Regions from separate parts of the Homo sapiens genome. Here region 2 is linked to region 1. Evidence: chromatin loops called from intact Hi-C (ENCODE). Cell type or tissue: endothelial cell of umbilical vein. All regions are shown on one strand.

Region 1 (2,500 bases):
CATTCTTCCATCCATCCACCCACATTCACCATCTACCCGTCCATCCGCTCACCCACACACCCATCCATCCACACGTTCACTCATCCATCCATCAATCATCCACTCACCCACCCACCACCCACCACCCACCTGCCCATTCATTTACATGTCCATCCATCCATCCATCCATCCATCCACTTATCCACCTACTCGCCCATTCATTCACATGTTCACTCATCTATCCATCTATTCACTCATCCATCCACTCACCCACCCTCCCACCTACCCATGCATCCACACATTCACTTATCTATCCATCCACCCACTCTTCATCCATCCATTCATCCACCCACCCACCCATCCATTCATCCAGTCACCCACCCACCCTTCCTCCATCCATTCACCCATCCACCCTTCCTCCATCCATTCACCCATCCACCCTTCCTCCATCCATTCACCCATCCACCCTTCCTCCATCCATTCACTCATCCACCCACCCATCCCTCCATCCATCCATCCATCTTCATCCTCCATCGACTCACTCAGCTATCCACTGCCATTCACTTAGGTAGGCCCTAGCTAGAGGCTGGGGTTACTGAGGCAGCTCAGACCTGCCCCTGCCTTCCCAGAGCCCAGTATCTTGTTGGAGGCAGACAAGGAAGAGTTGCTAATGTGCAATGTATACGTGGTGACAAGGACGTGATGATCACTGCTAAGTGGGGTCTTGGGCTGGCTACAGACAAATTTCCTGTCCCCCAGTAGAACTTAGAGCAGTTCTTTGCACCAAGGGGCTCTTACCCACAGATGATGCAGCTTCTTCAGATATGCAAAAACACAAGGGAGCTTGTAAGACTGTCCATCCCTCTAGGAGGGTCCCTGGGCCTTGGGACCAAGGTCACCTCCCACCGTCTGTTAGGATGAGATGCACACTCATCTGTTAGGTAGGGACAGGTGCATACTGGTAGAGACAGGTGCACACTGTCTGGCAGCCTGGGAGTCCCCTGTCTAACCACAGGAGAGGCTGCCAGCAGCTCCCTGATCAGCTTGGTGGGAGGACATCCTGTGACACCAAGATACCCTACAGAGAGAGCTGGAGGGACAGAGAACACCCAGGCTGGCGAGCTCCTTTATCTCTGGGTGAGGTGGTCATATGGGCTGGAGAGGACGGGCAGGAGCTCCTTCTGGGGAGGCTAAGGCCACAGATGCCTTGGTGGTAGCCACTCCCAGTTACCACCAGAGGGCGCCAAAGTGCCGCCCACGCAGCTCAGCCGGCTCAGCTCGCGGAAGGAGCTCTGTGTAGAGTCATTGGGGCGACCCCTAGGGCCAAGCAAGCCCATGCCATCGTTCCAGAGACCCTGGGCCCACCCCGCTGGTGCCAAATCCAGGCCTTACCACCCTCTGCCCTGTCTTCTCTGGGGAGTGGAGCAAATGATGCTGCCTGCCCACGGGTGCCTCTCTCAGTGCTTACAGGGCCCGAGCCCACTTGCTGGGCTGGGTGGGTGGTGGTGTCCGCCCGATAGAGCTGGAGAAAGGGGTGAGCGTCACTCTCTCTAGGAGGATGACGCAATGTGCTCCACAACCTACACCTCCATTCACTCATTCAGCCAGGGCAGCGGAGCACCCCGTCGCTGCCAGGCACTGCCGCGGGCACTTACGTGAGGGACAAAACAAAGGCCCCACCTCGTGGAACTCACAGCCCAGGCCAGGAAGCAGTCGGCTTTGTCTGCCAAAGGTCAAATATAATGGCAAAAACCGCAACTACTTTTGCACCAACCTACTTAAATCCGCTAGGCTGTTGGGCCGTGCTCCCCTTGACTCTGCCTTCATGGTGGAAAGCAGCTCCGGGTGGGGCTAAGCAGTCTCGTGCGGGGTGTCCCCATCACATCGTACTTGTGGACGCTGACGGCGAACCTCGTGTGATTTTCATGGGTCGTGAATATCATCCTCCTTTTGATTTTCAGCTATTAAACAACAGAAAACCATTTTTGGCTCTTGAGCTCTATAAACACAACTAGCGGGTGGGATCCACCCCGCGGCTGGAGTTTGCAGACCTGGGTCCAGGAAGGAAGGAAGGAGACGGTACACAGTGAACATCATCGCGTGAGCCTGCCCTGCTGCCAGTGGGGACACAGCGGACCAAGCAGGGGTGAGGCAGGGGGCAGGCCTGGCACTAAATGGGGCAGTCGGAGCGGGCCTTGCTGTGAATGCCAGATGGAGCAAAGACCTTTCATTTTAACGGTAACACATTTTTGACAGCACAAGTAAAATAGGAACCCATTCTACTTAGAAAATTGGCTGGGCACAGTGGCTCATGCCTGTAATCCCACACTTTGGGAGGCTGAGGCAGGTGGATCACCTGAGGTCAGGAGTTCGAGACCATGGTCTCACCGTAGAGATATGGTGAAACCCTATCTCTACTAAAAATACAAAAAAAAAAAAAATTAGCCAGGCGTGGTGATGGGCGGCTGTAACCGCAGCTATTCTGGAGGCTGAGGCAGGAGAATCGCTTGAGCCTGGGAGG
Region 2 (2,500 bases), 220 kb after region 1:
GCTCAGATTCATTTATCAGATGGGCAAAGTGAAGTTCAGAGAGCTTAAATGACCATGAGTCAGTCACTGAGCTGGACTATACACCCAAGCTCCAAACTGCCAGCCCAAGAGATTGTTCCAGAGCCCTACTGGGTCAGACCAGAGCAATCCCACATCCCCACCGCCAAGGAAACATCCAACCAGAGGAATCAACAGAAGGCAGCAAATTGCCAAGCAGTAGGGGCATGAAAGGGCAGGGCCCTCCTCACCGACAATGAGGCCTATCTCGCAACGGGGGTCCTCATAGCCACAGGACATCATGGTCCCCACCGTGTCATTGACAATGGCAACCACATTCAGCTCCACTGCCTGCACACAAAAGGATGCTGCTAGTTGCTGGGCAACGCGGTCGTCACAGCAACCAGCACTGGACCCAGAGGTCTCTACCGCAGAGGGCTCCCCCCTCAGAAAGTAGGAGACTCTTTGCTCCCCTCAAGGCCTGCCACAGCCCCAAAGCACCCCTAGAACAGGCTCCTACCTGTCTGCGAGTGATGGCTTCCCGCAACAGACTCACGACATCTTGGCCCTCGCAGTCTGATGCCTTGAAACCCTTGGTCCAGTTCAGGAGGATGCCCTGGGGTGAGACCGAGAGGAAGTGGCAGGAAGCTGGAGGCCCCTTCAGGCTCACTCTGCCTCTGCAAAACCTGCATCCATCACAAGCCTAGGCTTTCCACCCTCCCCAAGCACAATTCCTTGCCTACTTTGCTGTATGGTTGAAGGCCTTGCCCTCTGCCCGCTCCCTACTCCCCAGGAGGCTTTCGGTGTGCAAAAACCTATTAATAACCATCTAACCTACATTTTCCATTATTAGTTCCAGACAGTCAGAGGGTCTGGCCATTTTAAGACGTGTGCCCGGAAGGAATGGCCCTTTGTAATTGGGTTAGGAATTAACAGAGCTGGTAAAGTGAGTGCTGTGTGTGAGACAGGGGAGGACAGAGAAGGCTCAGAGGCCCAGATGACAGCAGATCCCACCCTTTCAGAAAGAACTCCAAGTTACTCTAGAGGAAGGAATTCTCAGCTTCAGGGATAGAGCCGTGTCAATGGGCGAGTCACTCATGTGTTCCAAATGCAGGGGCAGGAGGAATGGAAAAGCCAGAACCCAGGCCCCTGGGCAGGATGAAGGCTGAGTGCCCAGATTGTGAGAAAAGGGACTTAAACTTAGTGACACGGGGCTCAACTTTACCTGGAAAGGAATGCTGTTTTCTTAGTGTGCGTCCTCTGAGGGAGGGGGCAGGGGGAGCAGGAATTAGTCTACAGCTGTTGGGAGAAAATTACTGCTTTGCTCAGAGGAGGAGCATGGAGGGTAGGTCAGGAAATCTTTGGGGCAGAAGATTTTAGAAATAGTAAGCAACGTTTTCCTCCAATAATATGTCCTTTTATCCCGTTTTTTATTGTCCTAGGCTCATTGTCTCAAAAACAGAAAGCAGAGAATGTGATAGAGTGAGAGAAAGAACCCGTTTGAGAGAGACCAGATGATGAGTAAGAGCCCTGTGTGGGCTGCTCTCCCTAGAGTGGGGAAGGGGAGGCAAAGGGGGAAGTCAGACCCAGGTTGCTGATGACTTCCTGAGACAGGTGTCCTATGCCCTCCCCACTGGGCTGAACCCCTGTTCAGAAGGGATCTGAGAAATCTGAGAACAGAGGAGGCCTCTGCCCTCCTTCCCCAGATAATGCACAGGAAGGTGTCGAGACTCAAGAGAGGAAGTGGCAGAGGCAAGTGCCCAAAGAGCAGGGCCCGGGGCACCTCCCTGAGTTCCCACATCCCTGCAAATTCTGCACAGCAAAGGCTGCTGCAGAGCCAAAGGGGCTCCTGGGGAAGGCAATCCCCACACTGGTTAAGTTTTCACCCCTGAAAATAATGTGGGCCCAACATTTTTTTTTTAAGATGGAGTCTTGCTCTGTTGCCCAGGCTGGAGTGCAATGGCACAATCTCAGCTCACTGCAACCTCTGCCTCCCGGGTTCAAGTGATTCTCCTGCCTCAGCCTCCCGAGTAGCTGGAATTACAGGCACACACTGCCACGCCCGGCTAATTTTTGTATTTTTAGTAGAGATGGGGTTTCAGCATCTTGGCCAGGCTGGTCTTGAAATCCTGATCTCATGATTCACCCGTCTCAGACTCTCAAAGTGCTGGGATTACAAGCGTGAGCCACCGCGCCCAGCCTTCAGCACAGAAATTAAGTTCAGTTACAGAAAATTAATAAGACTATATTTCTTGCCCCCACCCCGCCCCCCGATTTGCACATGGAGTCTCACCTGCTTCTCACATCTTACAAGGAATAATCAAAAGGACTGAGCAGGCTTAGCCTGGAGCAGAGCAGCCAAGCAGCAAGACTGGCCCACTGCACCATCCAAAGGACCACCGTGTAAAAGAAAGCAGAGTACAGAGTTGCATATCAGGTGGAGTGCGGTGGCTCACGCCTGTAATCCCAGAACTTTGAGAGGCTGAGGTGAGCGGATCACCTG

What was found. Peaks named below come from ENCODE experiments on the same cell type or tissue, not always from the same donor. Only the 100,000 strongest peaks of a DNase experiment are listed, where the experiment ranks them.
Region 2: a loop joins it to region 1, with 2.2 times the contacts of the local background. A loop is called at or near these places in 2 of 110 quality-filtered maps.

Annotation. Positions count from the first base shown.
Region 1 is chr5:176,659,764-176,662,263 of GRCh38, forward strand. It overlaps LOC124901144 (a long non-coding RNA gene), which reads left to right and starts at 460. Exons shown (of 2, transcript XR_007059072.1): 1 at 460-2,217. RefSeq lists enhancers at 924-1,183, 993-1,716. In endothelial cell of umbilical vein, a CTCF peak has its summit at 1,214 (motif pointing right); a DNase peak (open chromatin) is centred at 1,228.
Region 2 is chr5:176,883,522-176,886,021 of GRCh38, forward strand. It overlaps HK3 (hexokinase 3), which reads right to left. Exons shown (of 19, transcript NM_002115.3): 14 at 518-613; 15 at 249-348. Among named protein-coding and RNA genes, the nearest start is that of HK3, 15 kb to the right of the region's middle. In endothelial cell of umbilical vein, no CTCF peak of the experiment used is centred here; no DNase peak of the experiment used is centred here.